Linked DNA regions of Mus musculus: region 1 is linked to region 2. A link is a loop called in an ENCODE intact Hi-C map of the cell type or tissue named here. Cell type or tissue: left cerebral cortex. All regions are shown on one strand. Each heading gives the region's core, and the rest is flanking DNA. Links, peaks and the distances in the headings are about the cores only. Region 1 overlaps Arhgap20 (Rho GTPase activating protein 20). Region 2 overlaps Fdx1 (ferredoxin 1).

Region 1 (11,359 bases), core at 1,946-9,945, 120 kb after region 2:
GATGAAGGTTCAGCAGAAATGAGCTTTGGAGAGCCTTGACATCCAGAAACTGCCTGTCTCCAGGGAAAGCACAGAGGACTGGACACTAAACACCACCACACGGCCTTTCTATTTAGCTATGATGTTCTGCTGACTGACACTGGACAGGAAACAATCCACGGAAGATATAGTCAGCAGTACCAAATACTAATTTCAAAGACTCCCTTGTATCAATCACTTGGTTATAAAGTAACTCAACGTGTTCTTTCCTCAGAATAATCTGCTTGAGCCAAATTGGGGAATGCTAAATGAATGAGCAACGTTTTCCTAAACGGCATCTTGACCATGAACCATCGCCCGTACTTATCTTGTTGCTCCTGTAAGCAGGAACCACAAGGAGGTGTGAAGTTCTCTTGACAGTGGAGTCAGGAGCCTACTTAAACTTCAGGTTCCCACATCCATTTAGATTTTCCTATTTCCTTAACTTTACCTAGGAGCATGGTTGTGGGCTATTAAAGCCATCCTGATACCATCCTGGCAGAGGGCATCTCTTGTACTCATTTTCCATGGGTTTGACAGCTGTTAAGTGTGCAGCCATGAAAGATGATCGTCATTCTGCTCAAATATAGTCCTTCCTTCCTGCTGGGATCTAACTTCCATTCCAAACAGAAAGAAGCAGGAAAGGGAGCCAATCCTGCCTTAAATCCAGGGAGGAATTTGCCCATCAAACCACGCAAATGTCTGTAGAGCATGAATGACAATTTTTCTGTCTGGTTTGTACCTCCTAACCTATTTTTACAAAACTCTCATATTTGGTTTTAGCCTTCACACACGTAAGAATGATCTATCACCAAATTACATACCCAGTTATCCTATGAGCGTAGAGGGAGGATAAAGTCAAAATTGAATCATGTACCTAAATATTTTTAGTGTCAGTCATACTGTTTGTTGTGCATAAAATTAGCGAGAGGCGTCAGGTTCCCTGGGGTTGAGGAAACACTGATGCTTATTATTATTTTTGCAGCATTTCAGTGCATACTTCTTTCCTTTTATTTTTTTTAAGAATTATTAATTTACTTTATGTATATAACTATACTGTAGCTGTCTTGAGACACACCAGAAGAGGGCATTGAATTCCATTGCAGAAGGTTATGAGTCACCATGTGGTTGCTGGGAATTGAACTCAGGACCTCTGGAAGAGCAGTCAGTGCTCTTAACTGCTGAGCCATCTCTCTAGCCCTACTACTTTTTCTTTTTAAATGGCAAAGGCTGACACCAAAAGATGCAATTGCCAATACTACTACTACTGATTATTAATAATCGTAATAACCAAAGCCACAAGGGTAAACACACAGTAAACAATGTGTAAATTTAGCCTTCCTAGATCCTTCCCATGTTTACATGACAAAGCTTAATACTAAAAATATTAATTTATACAACTTCATGGTTAAAGAATAACAGTTGTTAACCGAAAAGCTTTAACTTTAACTTGAAAATCCCTTCTGGCCATACAATTAAGTATTTCCCCCAAAGAGTAGCACATGCATGCGGGCAACAGGGCACGAAGGGGTGTCTGCGTTCTACCGTCTTCTATGAAGGTCAGTTCACCTTCAGGCTAGCCCTGGATCTGAAGGTGTGGTTCAGGTCACACTTCCCACCAAAACTGCTCACCCAGAGTCTCACTCTGGCTGCAACTAAGCGGGGCCATCTTTATTCACCTCCTGCTGTGTCTTCCACTGAGCAAAAGCCTCGGGATGCATGTTCTCAAGGTCTAGTGACACAGCTGATCTTTAGGTGTTACACAGGATACAGGTAAGAGGCACAGTAGGGGTAATGATCTTCTAGAAGGGACAAAGGTTTGCCAGGAGTGACATTTAGGTACTGAGTGTGAATAAGTTTAATTTTTATATCTGGAACCTTCCAATACAGTAGATGGGGCTCGTTAGAGACTAATCACCCCGAGGATAAATCTCAGGAATTTTTTTCTAGATCTAGAGGAACGTTTATTTTATTTACTCTTTAAACGTTTGGTTTACTTCCTTAAGACTAAAATTTAAAGGTTCTTTCATAATAGAAACTTAATCCAAAAAGCTTAAAATTCGTGAGTTTTCATAATTTAGGTATTTAAAGCCAGTTTTAACCAACCCCTACTCCTTTTGGGTGGCAGGTACAACACAATTTCATGAATATAGCCTTGGCTAGACCTCAATTCTTTATCTTTAAAAAAAAAGATTTATTTATTTTTATGTGCATTGGTGTTTTGCCTGCATGTATGTCTGCGCGAGGGTGTCAGATCTCCTGGAACTGGCATACAGTTGTAAGCTGTTAATGTGGGTGCTGGGAATTGAACTTGGGTCCTCTGGAAGAGCAGCCAGTGCTTCTAACACCTGAGCCATCTCCCTAGACTTCTATCACTTTTACCTTAATTTCCTGAGAAGGAGATATTTTTCTTAACTAGAGGAGCCCCCTCTCAGTAATGTAGATAAACAGTTTTGTGACTAATTATGGCTGATTTTAACCAGGCAGCATAAAATATTATCTCCTTGACAAATCAGATATTTTCTACACGACAGACCATGGTAAACTGGAACTAAGCAATTTACAATTTTAAGTTCTGTGGATCTAAGAGTCCTGTGCACTTGGCAAATACAGGCACATTCTATACACTTAAAATATGTGCTGAGACTTTCTAGGTCAGGCTTCTAGGCTGATAACAGCTGTGATGGAAGGTGGTGAGAAAGAGTGAAGATGGAGTAGTGTTTTATTTGTTTGACATGGTGTCCTGCTCTATAGTCCAGGCTTGCCTCAAACTTGTAGCAATCCTGCCTTACCCTCGAGAGTTTCTTTTTTAAAGTCTGATTTATACCAGTGATGAACTGGACCACATGGAAATAGAGTGGCAGAGGCAGGCAGAGCACTGACAGTGCTTCTACCAGGTGTGGTGGTGGTCAGGGGTCTGTTTCACGAGAATTCATGTTAACAGGCAACACACAGTAGGGCAGCCAGCATGGGGGGGGGGGTTAATTTCTACTGTCCTATGCTTCACAATAGCACATGTAGTCCGAGGAAGCTCATCTATCAATCAAGGATTCATTAAAATGCTAAGTGCGAGGTAAAAACTGCTGGATAGCAGGAATACCATCATACGGAGCCCGATAATTTCATCTAGATGCTTTTCTGTAACATTCTTTTGTTTGTTTTTCAGGACAGGGTTTCTGTGTGTAGGCCCTGGCTGCTCTGGAACTCGCTGTGTAGACCAGGCTGGTCTCAAACTCACAGAGATCCACCTGCCTCTGCCTCCTGAGTGCTGAAATTAGAGGCATGTGCCACTGCCATCTGGCTTTATCGTAACATTCTTAACTTGTAATTCTCCTGCCTCAGAATCCAGAGTGCTGGGATTACAGATGTGTACCACCACACCTGGCTCTAATCTAAAATTGTAAGATATGAAACAATCACAGTAAAGCCATTCTGAGAACACTTTGGAACAATTAGAAGTTATAAGTGCACCCGAATTCCAGCAGTATTCTCCCTCCCTTCCTCACTAACTTTTGATGTAGAGCAAAGAAAATTTCCACATTTCAAAACCCATGTAACAATCTGGGTGAGGTGACTGGTTTACAGTGAAATGCTAAGAGGCAGTTGCCAAAAGAAGAATCTAATAAAATTCTACAAATGTAATGCAAGAGAGAGATAGGCACAATTAAAATGCATTTTTAATAATGGCATCAGTATTTAGCTACACTTAGCTGTGTGAAATGTTTTAAGTTAAAATATAAAAGTCATAGAAACACTTGTGTTCAATTTCTGTGATTGGATCAAGAACTTCAAATTCTAAAGCAAAATGCTATGTCTTTCCCCCAAATTCATCTCTTCATCTGCAGACACTGAGTTTGATTTATAAACTCTATCGATAAGAAATCTGTGGAGATTGCTTCTCTCATGTATCCTCTAAATACTTTTCAGAATTTCATTGGCAATACTTTTTACTATTGGGCCCCTTACAGAAAAAGCCAGGAAGTTCCGAGAAGGCACTCTCCACGGAAATCTATGTACCAAACACTGAGAAACTACAGAGCTGAGTGAGTCGAGGCTGCTGCAGGGAAGGTGACTCCTATGATCCAGAGCAGAGGCCTTAACTACACTCTTCCTCCATTTACCCTGAGCATCAAGGATGCAAGCACCATCTGTATTTCCAATAGAAAACAAGAGAATGCAAGTCAATGGATAGAGCGGACAAAACCCCAAGTAATTACTGTGATGAAATAACAAACTTGAAAATCATGAGTTTAAAGGTAGAAGAGTCGGACTATCATTTCCCTTGGCTCCCTTAAATTCCTATGGGAATTTTTCATTCATCTACTAAAAGGCCCATTAACTTGTTCATTCATCCAGTAAGTATTTACCGGATACTCAGATTCTCCAGACCAGCATCTGGCCTTCTCATTTTAGGGGATAAAATCAAGGATCTTTCCAAAGCAGCACCTCAAAATAACCCAAAGATGTGCCCAAGCAGCCTTGGAACCCCAAACCCAGTTTACTGTTATAGGAGGGAAAACGAGGGTACAGATTTAAGTACATTTGCACAGCTGATGTCTGCTCGGACTGCAGTGAGCTGTAACATCTGGGGCCAGGTCACCAGGCACTGGCAGGGCTGACGTGTGTGTGGAGGTGTGCATGAGACAGGTGATCAGATTGCCCAGCCAGGATGAATGAATGTCTGGGGTTGGTCATTAGTGACGATGCCACTCTGCCCTTCTGCTGTACGGGTTCTTCAAAGTGCTCAGCAGACATCTGGAGTCGGGACTGTGCTGGGCATGTAGTGAAGTGAGTGGGGATGAGAGCTCAAGTCATCTGTGAGAGAGATGGTGCTAACTGAATGTATGGATACAGAAGCAGGCAAACACAAGCGGGAGATGTGTGAGAAAGCGGTAGACTGGGTAGGTGAGGGAAAGGAATACGGAGTAGAATCGGGAGGTGAGAGGAAGAAATATGGGCTTACAGATCGGATAAACTTAAGGAGCAAAAGCTGTTGCAACAACACCCCCCCCCCACCTTTATTTCTTTTAGCCCAATAAAACCTCAGAACTTAATGGGATGAACACTGAGTTTGTCAAACACTTAAAGCGGGAAAACCTTTTTGTATAATGAGTATTCATTACTACGTCCCTCTAAGTTTGGATAACTAAACACACATTTTTCTTAAAGCAGGGTCATTTAGCAACACGGTTAGAAATGGAGAAAATGAAAATGAAGTGCTTCATCTGGCACCCAGCTGATGCCAAAAATCTGTCCTGTGGAGGGAGGGTGGGTGGCCTCTCTTTAAATCTTACTCCCGGAGTTAGTCTGCAGAAGGCAATGTCACTATCCGCTGGATCAGCTGACCAAGGCAGACGTAGAAGTACAGTATCCATTTCCTATCACCCTTAGACTTTCTGGTCTCAATTTTCTCTTGTTTAATACAGTCTTGCTTCAGACTGAGCTCTTTAGTGCAAGCTTGGGTCAGGGCAAACTATAATGCTCTTCTGTTGAACACCACAGCTGCCATAATACAGCCTTTATTATAGGGTAGCAGTGAGGCAGCTTTGCTCACAGGGAATTCATGGTAGATCAGTAGGCTAAGGGGAGACCTCGGCAGAAATCATATTAGTCTTCACACAGTTATCAGGGCCGGGATCCCTCCCGGTCAGGGCATCATGGTCTTCTGACATCCACGATGGACAGGCTCCCTTTTATAACGTGATCATTTAGAACACACAGTGGAGTGTATTACCATACAAAGAGGGCATTGATGCACCTGCAGCATCGCCCAAGCCTTGACTCTGCAGTGGGCAGAAGGTTGAAGGGGGAAGACTGGCAAGGGAAGAAGGGGCAGATTCTGGCCTCCTGTTCTGAGTATAGGTCAGTTAACACCTACAGCTAGTTTACAGAACCATCTTCCAAAATTCTGTTTTCTTCTCTTGAAAATTCATATTTGCAGGTTCATCTGGGTGGAAGTTGGGTCTTTGCCTTTGTGTCCGGGAATGCGAGCTTTTGCTGAAAGGGGGGGTTCTAGGAAGGAGGGGGAGCAACTCACCGCTCAGTTGCTGGGCTGTCGCCAGGCGGGTAGGTTTCAGGATGAACTGGCATTGCATCTCGCGGGGCAGCTGCTCCATGAGGAAAGGCTCTTGGAGCTGGGATGGGCTGGCAGAGTCTCTTGATCCCTGCGTCAGAAGGGCAGTGTCTCGGAGGTGGCTCATTTTAATTCCATAAGGATACTCGTGTCCTACAAGAAGAAGAAAATCCAAATGCAGACTTCAGGCTGGGCGAGTACCTCGGGCGAGTGCTGCAAACCGGAGCGCACTGTGACTTACACCTGGGCCATCTGGGATAAAGAATGCTTTTGTTCAGTGAGAGATCCATGTGCCCAGTCTGCAGCCGGGGCCTCTGCATATTGCAGGTGGCTCTACCAAATCTGAGAGGTTGTCTCACAGCAGGTGAAGGGTAAGCGGAGGGAAAAAAAACTCTTCAAAAGATTCCTTAGAATGACTGTAGACATCGGTTTGTGGGTTGCATAATTGACCTTTTCTACGTTTGCATCAAGAATATCTAAGAGCTTCTAAAAATGAGGACAAAGAAGCCTGCCTGGTAAAGATTACTCCAACCTAGCCATTGATTGGTGAGCCCTCGCACCCCATAGAGCCTTCCTCAACAAAAGTTTGCATTCCTGAATATACACTTAATATGTAGGTGTGGTGGCTCATGCCTGAAATATCAACACTTGGGAAGCTGAGACAGGAGTATCGCTCTGAGTTTGAGCCCAGCCTGGGTGCCAGCCAGACTGAAAGTGAGATAGGACCTAGGCTACAGAGTCCATGTCTCATCCCCGCACATTTCCCAAAGATTCACCCTGTTATCTAGCACATCTGTATAAAAAAAAAAAAAAACATTTGCTTATTGTTGGTTGCAGAATTAGTTGTTCAGCAGCCCTGGGACTGGTATTCCTAGGGAACAATCTAAAGGAAACTGTAGTGGGTTCAGAATACAGATACAGATGCAACAACGAATTGACAAACCAGAGCATGGACATCTGACCTTAACCCAGTTTTTGTTGGTTAGTTCTCCAGGTAAATCATGGGTGTGGTTCAGTCCTTTTATCCTGCCATGCTGCAGATTTTTAAAGCCAAGACAGCATGTTTTCACTTAGACTCACTGAATGTAACTCAGCAAACCCTTCCTTTGCACTTGACACAGGCATAAAAAGCAAATGTGTTATTGACATTTACACACATTACAGAAACCTCTAAAGACTAAGGCAAGAAGACCTCCATACCAGCATAATTCAAAAGTAACCTTGAAAAACAATGGGCCACTAATCCACACTGCTTTGTAAGTCAGAAGTTTTTTCATTGCACAGTTTAGAGTTGTGGTTTTCAGTGAAGTTGAAAGTGGCTCTGTGCCTAAGAGTTACGGTCTTAGTTCTAACGTAATAAAATTATTTGTCATTTTTTAAACGATATCTTCTTGTTGCCTATTCGCTTTTGCATAAATGACGTTTAAAACCAAACCTGTCTGAGGAAACTGGCTTTGCCTTCAGCATGGCATGACAGCGTCCTATTTTCTGCATGGCAGAATATACAAGCATTTTCTAGATAAGTTTGTTTTCAATTCCTAAGATCACTTGAAATACTCAACCATCCCAGAGTGACCTCGCACGGGCGCATGCTGCACAGCCTCCAACAGGCAGGCGGCACTCTAAAATTGCTAACTGTTGTTATGGTTATCATTTGGGGAGCTGAAACAGATACCAGAATTTATTTTAATTACCATATTTCTGTTAATTACAAAGTGGAATTACTAACCAGAAAATACTTTCAAATAAATAGTGGAAATAAGGTAAGTTAAAATTTACTTCTCGCTAATTCCTCAAAACAGCAGGAATTTGAATTTCAGGCCAGTCTGGACATTGTCTCCCAGGCAAAAAAGGAAAAAAAAAATCCTAAAAACAAATGGAACTTTGGCCTGGAGAAATGGTAAGGGGAATATACACTAGTTGTTTAGCGAGTCAGTGAAGACTCTCAGGAGTCAAAATGTGTTAGTGTCACTTCCTCTGATGCTAAGGGAATTCTGGGAGAGAGCAGATGTTATGTACTCAGGGGTGGGTGACAGTACACCACTGTACCACTCACAGTACTCTAGGTATTGAGGCAACCCTGGTATTAAAGTAGGAAAGACAAGTGGCAATTCAAGATGCTGAAAACCAGACGTGTGCATGGAGCGAGAGGAATTTCAATGTGCACTGCTCTCTCATGAAGAAGATACCCCATCATAAAAGGCTTGGTAAGATCTGCTTGTAAAGTAAAAATACCAAGAGGAGAATGTCTATTGTCTGACTGTAATCATTAGCAGCCCGAGAGAAACGATCCCATTGTCTGGTTCATAGTAAACACCCGATACAGTAACATTTAGGCTTAAGACCGTAGAGCCAAAGCAATGTGAGGTTATCTTAGACTTTGACAGACACTCACCAATGAGTGGGTACGGTGCCGCTTCTTTTCCAGAATTTACCCACAGTTGGTAATCTCTCTCAGAGCCCTTGAGATAAAAGGATTAAAAAAATCAAAACAAATCCTTCATGTTAGGTACTTGAGTGAGGAGGGAGTTTGGGGCATTTTCCGCTCTTTAGATTCACGGGTGCATCTGGCTTGGGCGGGGTAGTAGTACTCATTCCTACAACCATATCCTATTCAAAACCAGGATCCATCATTGTTGGTCCCCTCATTCCCACAGCCCCTGAGCTGACTGGGGATCTGCAAACTGCAGTGGGATCAGACCTTCCTATCAGTGGCCCACAGAGTGTGAAAGTCTAAGAAAGGCCTTCGACAAGGGAAGAATATACTTCCTGGTTCTAAATGGCTGATCCTAACTTCTGAGATCCCCTCGTCGTCTCAGAGAATACTGGACATAGCGTCTAATGTACCCCTGCCAGACAACCTTTCTGTCTATGAGACTATAACGTCAATCTCAGAGGCTGCCTATTTATTTAGCTCAGTGGGCTCTGAGCAGACTGACCAAGGGGCTTTCTAGAAATGGATAGCTGGTTGGATGGACTTCACTTTGAACAACTCCATCCAGTCCTGGGGACACAGGGTTAAGAATTCTCCTACAGAATAGGCCCAATCATGGAAAACAAAGTATTTATTAGTAGAATTATAATCTAACAAAACTATAAATCCCACTTGAAAGAAATACTAATTATGTGGACTTTGCTGAATCCTCCAGGAGGGATACGGCAGAATTCTTATACACAGCCATAATAGAAATATTTGAGTCTGTTAGAAGCATTTCACTGTCCTGCCTTTAACTTGCAATTAAAAGTCAGGGTCCTGGCTACTGTACATGTCGTATAGATTGCGCCTGGCCACATGAGCAGGCACACAAAGATCACTTAGCCTCCACTTTGTCCTTTAGACAGAGAGGAACAATCTAATAAAAATACATTTTAGACAACGCTGTCAGATATCTCTTAGCATGGGTGTCATCAAATAGTCTCAACTTCTATTTTTCTTTTGAACCTGAGCAGATCAGCTTTTAAGGAAGCCTAAGAAAATACATCGGGGTGGTTCATCTTCCTTCCTAGCCTAAAACTATGCACTGTGTTTGTGCAGGTTAGATAGCAATGCAGAAAGCCCCACTTTACTCTGTGTATAAAATTTAATTCTATTTCAATCATATTACTAACTTTTACTTATTTTATCCCAGATTTTGGTTGCCTGGAGTCATTAATGGGCTTAGCAGCACTGGATAAGAGCGAACCTAAATAGACACAGTAATGGTGTGTCTATCTTCATTCTATCTGTTATACCACAGCCTAGCTTTAAATATTTATCACATTTATTAACTCTGTGTGTACATGCACATGTGCAAGAACACACACATACACACACACACACACACACACACACACACACACACACACTATAGCAGCATGACAGAATACACGTGGTGTTCAGAGGAAAACTTCCAGGGGTCAGTTCTTTCTTTGTACCAAGTGGGTCTTAGGGATGAGACTCAGGTCATCAGGCTTGGCATCATGCACCTGTACAACAGAGCCATCTCTATGGCTCATATTGCAGGGTGTTTAAAAATAACCTCACAAATGCTTTTTCTTACTTTTTCTTACTTTCCATTCTTCTGAAGTCTCCCTGTTAATAGAAGGGTTCTTTGCGGGGTGCTAGCAGGGGGACCAAGGGAGAAGCTGTCCAGTTCTCCCCCTGACCTCAATCTCAATATTCCAATCATTTCCATTAACAACATTTCACAAACTCACCCCAGAAAACAAAGGGTCAGGTTAAAAGCGAGACAGACTGACACAGCAAGGACAGTAAGGCCTTCAAATCCATGGCAGAATTCAAAGCTGTGCTTTTATTTACTGATTCTTAAGAGGAACCAGATGTCTTTTTCGGGACTTGAAGCCAGTCAGTATGAATGCAAAAGTATACAGCAAAGCAAAGCCTTGAGACCTGGTAATTGTCCTTAGATTGAGTCTTAGAATAAAAACAGTATCTGAAGGTCAAGGTGGAACAGAAGGAGGGAGTAGCAGAAGTTAAAACTCTCTCCTGCAATTTTCACCAGATTTTTGTGAATGTACATAGGACATATAATAAAATGTGTATTATTACTCTAAAGTTCTACTTTAACCATTATGGTCTTTGGGTCACAGTAGTGTTAAAATAGACAGCACCCATTCATCGTGCTAACATAGGAACTTTCCTGTTTTCTACATTTGGGGCTGGGGACAAATGTAACTTTGTTATTGGTTGTGTTGTAATGCAAGGGACTATACTTACATCTGAATTACCATGTATTATTTTTGAAATCAAAATATCAAAGTTTAAGGAGTATCTTGGTGGCGGAGGCAAAAAAAATCACATTCAAGGTTCAAGGCCAACCTGGGTTACACAGCAGGAACATGTTTCAAAAGGAAGACAATAGAGGAGAGGTAACTTACAGTTATTCCTAACATTTGCAGTGACATGTTGATAACTTCACTCGCTGTGTCTGAATTCATCACTGTTATAGTTTTAAACTGTAGGGAGAGAAATAGAAAAACGTAGTCATAAATGAAGAGTTCACCATTTTTAAGCAAGCAGAAATACAGTAGATCTTTGTCTGTTTTGTCTTAGTTTCTTCTATTTTACTGAAGGAGATAGGTAGTTTCTTAGCCCAAAATTTTGAATGTTTTCTTCAAGCAGTAAGGTCTGGCTTTTAGGAGTTGGTCAGAATAGTTAACTTTTTAAAAGCAAATTAAAACATAATTCTCATGAACTACATTTGTGCTCACAAGGTGTCTGTTACAGAGAGCTGCTGTGTAGTCTACAGCCCACAGCATCATAAGAAG
Region 2 (11,359 bases), core at 1,565-9,564:
AGCAGATGAGAGATCAGCTCAGAAGTAGTAAATACCATAGCACAGAACATTTTGAATCATTACAATTTAATTTTAAATGCTATTGTATCTTCTTAGAACAGGTAGTATATAAAAATAAGTATTTTGTAGAAATTTTTTGTTCCTGTACCTCTGACCTTATTGTCAAATCACACGTACAAAACTGGTGTTCCCACCCCACCATGTTACACCTCGGGCAAGCACTGGCTGTGCCTAAATGGCTCTTTTCTGAGGGGTCTTTGGCTTGTTGCCATCTATGTCACCTGGGAAATACAGATTTCTGGGCTCAGGAAGTCTGTCAGATATGTTGTATTTATTTATTATTTTGTTTGTGCATGCACACACAAGCATATTTTTTATGTGTGGGCTTGCTTGTACCATATCACATGTGTGAAGATCAGAGGACAACTTGTGTGTGAAGGTCAGAGGACTCAGTTCTTTCCTTTTTTTCTACTGTGTGGGTCCTGAGGGCCAAACTGAGTTTCTTAGGCTTGGTGGCAAGCGCCTTTACCAGACGAGCTGTTTTGTCAGCCTAGCAGTGTGTAGCAAGCTGTTCCTGTGATGTGGACGGCACATGCTAGATTTGAAAAGCACTAGTCTAGAGCAGGGCTCCTTACATCTTTCCACTTGTAATTCCTTGTAGTTCAAGACATTTTATACAGCCTTGGGTGCTGTTTAGAGTTACACAAACCAGGCGTTTACTGGTAATAAATTATAAGTTTATTTTAAATCAAGTAGATGCTTGGTTTTTTATATAAAGAACTAAATCTTTTTATTTTATTTATTTTTTATTGGGGGGTGTTTTAAGGTGGAGTCTGTCTACATAGCCCTGGATGCCCTGCTGGTTTTGAACTCATAGAGCCAACTGTCTCTACCTCTCAAGTGCTGGGATTAAAGCCTGACTGTGTCACTTCAGGGCATGGTTTACTTCCCACTGTAAGAACTATTGCTAGTTCTTTTCTTCTCCATTTCTCATTATGTATTAAATCTGCCTCCATGTTAATGCTTTTTGCAATTTTTCTTATTAGAAGCAGCATCCCTCTCCTCAGATAATAAATGCTAAAAAGCTGTTTCTTGAGTGCTGGAGTCATAGGCATGGGCTCCCAAGCCCAGCTAAACTGCACTTTTAATTAAGTTTTGCTGAAGTTCTCTTTGACAGTGGGTTCTAGTGTGCTGAACAGGAATGGAGACTGGACTCTGGGGTCAGACAGATTATGGTTCTCAAACCAACTTTGTCACCTGAGACCTAGGGTGTGCTAGGAACTTCTTTGTGCCTGCTTTTATGGTCTGGAGAATAGAGGTGATAACAGTTCTGCCCGCCCTGTGTTGTTCAGGATGCAGCAGTGACGGGCTTGTCATGCGCTAAGTTTGGGAAGAGCAGTAGTGTTTGTGGCGTTTTAGTGTGGTCTGTTCTCACCCCACATATCTGGATCCGTGGAAAGCGCTGTAATTTCTAGTGTTGGTGAAAACTGTCTCTGTGTGACCGTGGAAGGCAGCCTGGGTCTGAGGTGCTCAGAGATGTCCCATTCCCAGAATATGGCCCCTGTTTTCCTTGCTGCAGTCTCCTAGAAGAGCTCAGTCTAGGGAGTGCCTTGATCCCTCTTGCAGGCTGCTGGTGGTGAGAGCTTTGTCTCTAGAGCATTCACATAGAGTGATCAGCTTGGTTGGTTTGTGAAACCAGCTGGGGTGAGCAAGAGCCAGCTACATAGTGAATGGAATACCTATGGGTGAGATGCCCACAGCAGGCTTTGAGCGGCTTTGGGATCTGCAAGGCCCAGAGACTCTACTTCTACTCTCACATCTCTGGCTGACCTTGAGGTGTCTTACAAGCAGGAGTGAAGACACAAATTGCTTGGTTGTTGAGGGGTTCACCTAGTTACCTGAGCCTCTTGGCACCAGCACGAAAGCCTCTGGCTATCATTTAGCTGGTCAGATTCCCATACTGAAAAGTTCAAGCTTTAGAGAATTTATGTAGAACAATGACTGGAAAGCAAATAGCAGCAATGACCACCAGTGAGCACAACTTAGCAAAGCTGGTGGCAGGGTGAGTTCCTATTCCCTGAATTTTCACATTGTGGTATCTGCAGTATGCACAGACAAAGACATTCAAGATACACAAAGAGCAATATAAGGTTCTTTTTTGGAAAAAACAAACAAACAAAAAGCTGTCAACATAAATTATTAATAAGGAGACCCAGGTGTTAGATTTATTAGACACCTTTTTGTTGTTGTTTTTTGAACAGGGTTTCTCTCTGTAGCCTCATCTGTCCTGGAACTAGCCAAAAATGTTAGGCCAGGTTTAAAAACTGTATGGCAGTGTTCTTTGGCATGTTCTAGACCTACATCTATATGTAGAAGCTGTTAACACACTCTGAGAACATGCAAAAGCAACTGTTTTTCCAGCCCTAAATGTTCTCAACTTAGATGAAAGCTGTAACCAAGCAGGGCTTTTTTTGTTTTTTTGTTTTTTGTTTTTTGTTTTTTGGCATTTTCTCTGTAGATTCAATTTCACTTTTAGAAAGAGACTCTTGTCCTGGCCAGTTTATTTCAGAGATGTTTCTAACAGAAAAGAGTAGCAAAAACAACTGCCCATCAACAGAGAACTGATAGTCATAGACTATAAGGCTGTACAGTTGTATAAGACAGTTCTAGAAGAGTTAAGAATTAAACACCAGAAGGGAGTTGTTTTGTTACAAAAGTCCTTCTACTGTATTTGTTATTGTTCTGTTGCTGTGATAAAACACCTGACCTACTGTATCCTTGTTGGCCTTGAAATTATGTATCTGAGGTCAGCCTTGAACTCCTGATCTTCCTTCTTTATCTCTGAGTATACAAGCCACCAAGCCTGATTTCTGTCATGCTGGAGAGGAAACCTAAAGCGTCATGTATGCTAGGCAAGCACTCTACATTCCAGTTCCACTTGATTGGCTTCAGACTAGCATCTTAGAGAAGTTAATTAATTTCTAAAAACATAGAAAAACACAACATCTTTTGCAGGAATTTTACTGTGAAATATTTATTTTATGAAGTGTTGGTGTAAAATTAAATACACACTGTGAATCAAAGTTAAAACAGTGTTTTCCCACTAATCCCTTTTTAGTGTGGTTGAGTAGGGTTTCCTGCCTAGGCTCGTTTGTCCACTCTGTCACTCAGTCTGTGGCTTTGGGTTAGGCCTAACTTCTTGTCTTGTCTTCTCTCTAATAGAGTGGGGCTAGTACTAGTATTTACTCCATACAGTTGCTACAAAGATCAAATGTGTTAGTCTGAGTGTATCAGGATCTTTTTTATTGTGATAAAACTCCCTTGACCAAAAGTGACTTAGGTAAGAAAGCGTTTATCTTGGTTTGCATATGGTTCCATATAGAAAGTCCATAATAATGAGGGAGACATGGCAGCAGGTGGTCTTGGCAGGAAGCTAACAGATCACATCTTCAACCACAGATGTGAAGGAGAGAGAAGGAACTGGAAGTGGTGAGGTTATAGACCAAAAGCCTGACCCAGTGACATGCTTCTTCAGCAAGGCTGTACCTCCTAAAGGTTTCCGTGGCATCCCCCAAAACAGCATCACTCACTGAGCTCGCCATGTGCCTGACCAAGTCCATGGTTTCTGCAGTATCTCCGTGAGATTCCATGTAATCTCATCTACTCTGTGACTATAAGCCCTTCCTAGATGCTGATAGAGATTAACTTTCCATCTTTGATTCAGTTCTCTCCTCTGATCATGAACTTGTAGATTCAACTCCCTACTTTATGTTTCTTTTTGGAAACCCCAAAGGTATTTAGAACTCAATTATTGATTTTTAAAACATGTACTTATCTCCTCCACCACATGTGTATAATACTTGTGTGTGAGTACAGGCACACACTTGCTATAACACGTATGTGGAAGGCTAGAGATAGGTTAGAGGAGTTTGTTTTTCCCACCATGTGCATTGTGAGCATAAATCTCAAGTCAGCAATCAAGCTTGGCAACAGTTGTCCTTACCTGATGAACCATGTTGCTGGTAAAAATCATGTTCTTAAAACAGCCTCCGCCCCTCCCCTAAAGCTTCCTCCAGCATTTCCTGTATTCATCATGAACACTATCCAGCTACTGCAGGCTGGAGCCTGAGCAGCAGGTTTTCTCCTGGTACATCAGCATCTTCTCTTCCTTAAGCCTCCAGACGCTTCTTTTGGCTCCATTATCTTTATCACTTGGCTCTATGAAGCCACTGGACCTGTGAACCTGCTTCCAATCGGAGCTCTGAAGCTGGGGTGATTGTCTGATATCAGCTGTATTAGTTTTCTGAGTAAAACCACAAAGGATTTGCCATTGCATTTAAGATTAAATCCATATTCCTCATTGACCTAAAAGGCTACACGTATTATGTTCCCCACTGCTCTTCCCCTCCCCCTCCACTTCTCATTGCTCTTCCTAGTGTAGCAATGCTGACCTCTTAGAAGCTTGAACTTACACCAAATCACCACTTTTCAAGACTTCATGTGCTCCTCTGCCAAGACACCTCTGCCAAGGTACCATCTTTTCTCCCTCATCCCACAAATGCATACTTACTATTCTGTATTAAGTGTCTTTGTATTAGTCCCTTATAGCATACAGGAGAAATGCATAGTAGATGGTGACAAATGTTATGGAAGAAATGGCTGGATTCTAGGGTGTAGGATACTGGGCTTAGGTAACAAAAGAAATCTTCCTTCACCTAACCACCCAGTCCCTAGTAAGGTTTCTCTCTTTACTCCCAACCCATTATAAACTTGGATCGCTTGTGGCACCCAGTCTGTGATAGTCTGTCATTGTCGGGTCTACCTCAGACCGTGCTTTCATAGCATTTACCACATTTCCGTAATTCACGTCTGTGTTCTGCTTCCATTGGTCTCTGGTGAGCAATACAGTCACTCTCAATTTATAACTTACTGTATATGAGGGAATGAGGCAATAAGTGAACCAAAATGGACAGTTGTAAACTTGGGAAGTAATACAATAAATAAATATTCTTTCTACCAACTTGTATGTTAATAGATCAGTTTTTCAGTATTGTGCGTTTCAGTACTCTGCCACTTGGGGGCAGTTACACATCTGTGATTAAATTGATCTAGCTCATCATTTCAAACTTTTTTTCTTCTGTATGTTTCATATGCCTGTTTTATGACTATCCAAGATAAGAGGTCCTAGTAATGTTTATAGAAGTCTGTATTTCTGCTTGCTGTTATGCGTAGCATTGCATTTCTCTTATGCTAGATCATCCTTTGAACAAAATGTTTATATATAATTTTATATTTTCAATCTGTAACTTCCAACATAGCTGTATTCTAGGTTTTGGTTAGGAAAGGGGTTAGGTATGGGTGGGTGGCCCACTTTATCTTAGCATTGTAAGTGGACAGAATGATCTTAACCCAAGACTTTCATATAGAAAACATCCTATTAGCACCCAAATTTCATAAACGGAGAGTAGAAATTTCACATATCTATAGAGTGTGCCTTTATTATCTCCATTCACTACTACTTCCCTCCAGCTTCCTTTAGTGTTTTCTACCCTGTCTTCCTTTAAACTTCTTGACCTCCTTTTGATATTAATAACCCCAAAGACCAATTAGTGCTGCTAACATGCATGAGTGTAGGGCCATCCATCAATTGGGGCATGGCCAACCTACCAGTGTTGTCATGTCCTCAAAAGAGAGTTACTCTCTCTCTCTCAGCAACCATCAACTGCCAGCAGTTCCTTTGCCAAGGGAACTCTTGCATCCATGCTGGATTTTCGACTGGCTTGATCCTGTGCAGGCAATCATAGCTGCTATGTATTGCAGAAGCTGTGCCATGTCCAGATGTCAGCATTTTACAGCTTTCCTCCTCATCAAACAGTGCTTCACACTCCTTCAGGCCCTCTTCCAAAATGTTCCCTGAGCCTTATCTCTACTTTCTTTGTCACTTTGACCAATTATGAGTCTCTGTGTTAACCATTACCTACTGCAAAATCAAGCTCCTTCCACCTGAGTTGAGAACAACACAAATCTATGGTTGTAAACATGAATATTTAGAAGGCAGTTGGACAGCTTAACAATAAATTCCCAGGGCCTGTGGTCTCTCTTGTCATGGACTTTTGACCAGATTTACAATAACAGGCATGAAATCCCTTCTGTGAAGCCAGCTTAAAATCCAGTCAGAAAGTTGTTGATTACCCTGTGACGTGACAAACATGCCACTGTTGCACCAAGGGCACATCTTGCCAATCAGGTTAGTATTGGAGCACGCAGGGTCTAGTGCTGGATGAGAACACTGATGCAGTTTCCTTCCTCAGCCTCCAGCAGCCTGAGAGTCTGACCATTTCCAAATAGTAATTACCACAACCCCTACGTTGCCAATACATATAATTTATTTATACTCATGATTCTTGTAACTCCTAGGTTACAAGAGGTTGGTATAGTTACTATTAAGATAATTGAAGCATGGAAAGTAAAGAAGCCTACCATGACATATAACGGGAGAGGTAGTTATAGGCGGGGAACTCCTATGCTCTTGAACTTCGTGTCTTGGGCCTTCCTGATGCTATCACTACTTTAAAATGGCTTTAATAAAAACGAAGGTGTTTCTCTTCTCTCTTTCTCTTCTATTTCTCTTTTTCTTTCTCTTTCTGTGTCTGTGTGTGTGTGGTTATGTGTGTGTGGTTATGTGTATTCTGTGTATGGTATGGAGTTTTCTTACTGTCTACCTTGTTGAGACAGGTCTCCTTGTTTTTACTACTGTGTTGTGTACTCCAGGCTATCTGGCTAGTAAAATTCTGAGAGATCTTGTGTATAAATATGTGTATGTGTGTTTGTGTGTGTGTGTGTACATATATGTGTGTGTATATCAAATAATTGGCTTTCTGGTTTATTAAAATTACACACTTGATTTCTGTACCTATTTTATTTGCCTGTGACCTGTGGTCACATAAAAATTTCTCACTTGGAAGTGGGACATGAGTGGAAAGTTCAGGAAGCCCTGGCTTATATGGTTGAATTTCTTTGTGAGGAGATTTCCAAATGAAGTCTGAGGCTGTTTCTCAGCAGACTCTGCCTTGATTTGGCTGGATGACATGATTTTGTTAGATTCCTTTGTAGGGTACCTGGATCATAATAAGAACTGAATAAATAACTGTTAAATTAATGGTTTAAAATTGAGCAAAGGTCTGGCAAGATGGCTCAGCAAGGAAAGGCACTTGTCAACCACATCTGGTAACCAGAGTTTGGTCATTGAAACCTGCATCATGGAAGGAGAGAACTAACTCTCACAAGCTGTTCTCTGACTTCCACATTCACTCTGTAATATGATGCACATATGCGCACATACATACATAACACACAAATGTAAAATAAATATAATCTAAATGTGGAACACAAATATTCACAGTATTTGAATCTGTGGTGCTTCTTAAAACATCTTGTTTGATTAAACCCAATTATTTAGAGGATTGAGAGAAAAGAATGATTATCTTTATTTAGGTGTAGGTTAGATGCTTTCTCTTATATAATGCAAGTCCTTATTGGTTGTTTTGAGCTCTCCAGACAAGGTGAATTATGTGCAAATGATTATATGCATCATTGCTATATGTATTTCAGAACGCATCTTTACGTGTCTGTGTGTCTCAGTTATGAACATGTATACATTTTAATATTCGAATTGTATGACCTTCATGGTCCCCTCACATTATCTGTTCAGAACCTTTGTGAAGTACTGAGTGATTTACGACTGTGTGAGGATGGGCGACCTATTCCTGACTCATGATTACTCAGTATTTCAGCCCTTTTAAGTGTGCAGCTGATTCTAAAACTAAAGTGCATTTCGCAGTAGCCAGGTGTGCACTGCTACAGTGGATGGTATGGTCACCTTGTGCTGCTTTGACAGGTGCGTGTGAGGGAACGTTGGCTTGCTCTACTTGTCATCTTATCTTTGAGGATCACATCTATGAGAAGTTAGATGCCATTACTGATGAAGAGAATGACATGCTTGACCTGGCTTTTGGACTAACAGACAGGTGAGTAGATTTTGTTGGTTTTGTTTGAAGGACAGGATTATAACTTTTGGTCAGGGTGACTCACACTCATGAGTGCAGAGATCACAGACATAAGGCACAAAACCTGCCTTGTCAGGTAAGGGTTTAAAGTTGCTTCATTGTTATCAACAACCTGGAAAAGTCTGTGTTAATATTCCTTTAGGTCTTAGGTCATACGCATGAGTAGAAGTGCCCTTGTGGGTATAGCACAAGTCATGAAGTCTGGGGATATTTCTCTTTCACTGTCCACAAGGCCTCCATGAAACTTCTCTTTTACAAGTCAAAGAATTAATTGGTAGTAATATAATTTCTAAATTGTAATATATCTTTTTAGTCTATTTATGCCAGGAATTAATATTTATCACAATTTATTAGGGTGGAATTAAATGGAATACTTTTTATAGTATTCTTGAAAGACAGATTTGATAATTGAACAAAATTATAGTGGAGATTTTTACCTGTTTCAGAGAATTGAGTTTTCAAAGAAACGTAATATATAGTAGTAATTATGTTAAGGTGACTAGTTATTTTTCTAAGTGTATGTTAAAGAAATTAATCAGAGCTTATTAATTAGTAGGTAGAGTTTCTCTTAAACATGGCAAGCTCCATAGAACAGATGGCATTAGTGATACTATTTTTTAATTCTCCAGTCTCAGAGTCAAGGAAGACTTCTCCTGGATTTACTGTTTCAAGGCATAATTAAGGAGGCTTATTACTTACTGAGAGTGGGCTTTGTTTAAGTATATTTTGCTACCTTAATGAATAATTTTTAAAAACTTTATTAGCTTACAAGAATTCATTTTATATTTTAAGCAGTTATGGTGGTAATAGTTTATTTATTTCGGTTTGTTTCTTTTATACTTCATCTCACTATTTTTCATTCTGTTTAGTTTTCAGTGCAAAGGGCCTTGCTCATGCTAGACAAGAGTGCCCTGTCAGTTATCTATATTGGGATAATATTACTATGTACTGTAAAGATTATCATAGTGTGTAGTTCTTACTATGCCACTTTAAACTCCAGCCCCCACCCAGGGAATATTGGATCTGTGGATGAAACACACACAGGCACACGCATGCATATACACACAAGCATACACACATGCGCACACACCTGAATTTCAACCTGCCTTATTGGTTCTATTGCTGGGTGCTTCTAATCTCCCTCGGCTAGCGTGCCCTTCCCAATACTCTTAGCTCAACACCTCTTAAACTGCCCTTAGCTTAGTTGCATTTCTAATCTCCTGCCTGGGGAAGCAGCCTATGGCTGCTCCACCTGAGATCCCACACGGTCTCCTTTTCTCCCTCCGAAGTATGATAAAATCTCCCTTCCTCTTTCTGTATCTCTTTGCCTCTTCCTGCAGGAACCTGGAAGACCCACCTATTTCCTTCAGCCCAGCAATTGGTCCCTGACATCTTTATTAATTGATCAAGAACCAAATGGGGAGTAGGACCTTAGCATCAGAACCACCCCATACAGATTGTCTCTGTATTATTCAAATGTTGATTTCTGTGATGGCAGAGAGTTGAATGAAGACTGGACTTTGGTATGGTTCACATAACTATATCATATTTTGCAAACACTCTCTCATCTTCTGATTGACTTATTAAAAAGCAGATGGTCTATAACAAGGCAGGAAGTAGGAAGTGAGACTTCTGGGAGGAGATAGGATCTCCAGGACAGAATTAGGCACAGGAGATTCACCACCAAGACAAGTAAGTCAGACATATGAAACTAGCCATGTGGCAGACATAGAATAGAATAAATAGGTTAATTGAATTATGAACTAGTTGGGGAACAAACCTAGCTTAAGGCCTAGACATAAATAAATAAGCCTCCATGTCATTATTCAGGAACTGGGGCAGACAGAAAAAAACCAAATGGTTACAAATGGCACCCCATGTTTGGTGCCAAATACTGTTTTTAACAAAATCTCAAATGTTTGATTTTACCAATGGGAGCCAACCAATGCTGGGGTGAACTTCGACTTCCTGTGTGTCTCTCTATCCATCATCCTGACTTCCTCTTACTCATTATGGTTATTTTCTATGTTTACTCTCTGACTGCTGGTTGCTTGCTCTGCCTCTTGACCTATGGCTGACTTTATTTAATCCTATTTACAATAAACAGAAAACTCTTGGATTAAAGGTGTGTGCTAGTGCTAAGCCACACCACAACTAGAAACAGGTTTTTCCAGTAAATAACACAGTCTTAGGGTTCACAGTGTGATCAGAATTCCTTCAACACAGTTCTGTCTCCAGCCTCACCTCTGTCTTATGGAGGTGAGACTAATACCTTTGGAAGAGACTGAGAACACCATACCTTTTTACATGCAAGCTCATTGTGTCAGGCTGCTCTGACCCAGAGCTCTTCTCTGTCCTCATGTGTGCCTGTTCTCCCATCACTACCTGCAGTGCTCTGCTGAGCCTCACTGATAGGTGCTTCACTTTGTAAATTAATAGTTCCTTGTGGAGTAGCCTTGTCTCACTCATCATATGAGCATGTGCCGTGTCTGACTAGCTCACTAAGGCCTCCCAAGTCTAAAGTCTATCTGGATTGCCTTTTGTTTTGTTTTGGTTTGTGGGTTTTGTTTTGTTTTGTTTTTGGCTCTTGCAGATAGAGCTCAGTGCATAATTGGGTATTGTCAAGGCTGTTTCTAGTTCTACAAAGAACTACTGATGGGAGATGGGTTGATTTTTTTTTTTTTTTTTTTTCACCCATCATCAAAACTCCCTATGGTTAACCTGGCTTTCTCATTCTAGGACTCCCTAGTGGTGCCTCACTATGTCTAAACTTATGTGTTACCCTGGCGACTTTTAAGCTACAATTCTCCATGTAAATTTTCTCTTTCTCAAAGAAGACTCTGGGGATTGAATTTGGGACTTTTGGACATGAGGCATGTGTCTATCACCGAGCCACACCCTAGCCCATTGCTTGTCTTGTCAGCAAAACTGAAGCATCTGCCTCAGCTCAGATGTTCCTTTGAGCCTCTTATGTCTGTTACCGTGACCTCAAATGCTCTTCTCAAGCTGGTTTGCCTCTTATAAATGTTCAATCTTGTTTACCCTTCTAGATACCATCTATCCTGGCCAGAAGTATGGGTGTTTCCTCAAAGGGGTTTTATTTTTTCTGCTTGTGTGTCATTTGTCACAGTCTCACATGCTAATTATCAGTGAGTAGTCTCATCTCATCTGTCTGATTGAAAGTTCACTTCATACTGCTGACATTGGCAATTAGTGTCTTCAGCAGCCCTACGAGCAAGCCTTTTATTCTCCATTGTGATGATCAGGCTAGGAAATCATAGAAGTTGCCCTTA

What was found. A loop is a pair of places that touch in the nucleus more often than their neighbours do. Peaks named below come from ENCODE experiments on the same cell type or tissue, not always from the same donor. Only the 100,000 strongest peaks of a DNase experiment are listed, where the experiment ranks them.
Region 1: a loop joins it to region 2, with 2.3 times the contacts of the local background. A loop is called at or near these places in 2 of 42 quality-filtered maps.

What each region holds. Positions count from the first base shown.
Region 1 is chr9:51,826,524-51,837,882 of GRCm38, reverse strand. It overlaps Arhgap20 (Rho GTPase activating protein 20), which reads right to left. Exons shown (of 15, transcript NM_175535.4): 7 at 10,970-11,047; 8 at 8,487-8,553; 9 at 6,056-6,244. Among named protein-coding and RNA genes, the nearest start is that of Arhgap20os, 44 kb to the left of the region's middle. In left cerebral cortex, for the core only: no CTCF peak of the experiment used is centred there; a DNase peak (open chromatin) is centred at 6,307; H3K27ac peaks cover 533 bases.
Region 2 is chr9:51,945,245-51,956,603 of GRCm38, reverse strand. Fdx1 (ferredoxin 1) reads left to right here. Exons shown (of 4, transcript NM_007996.2): 3 at 7,898-8,027. Among named protein-coding and RNA genes, the nearest start is that of Fdx1, 13 kb to the left of the region's middle. In left cerebral cortex, for the core only: a CTCF peak has its summit at 5,067 (motif pointing right); DNase peaks (open chromatin) are centred at 5,073 and 5,831.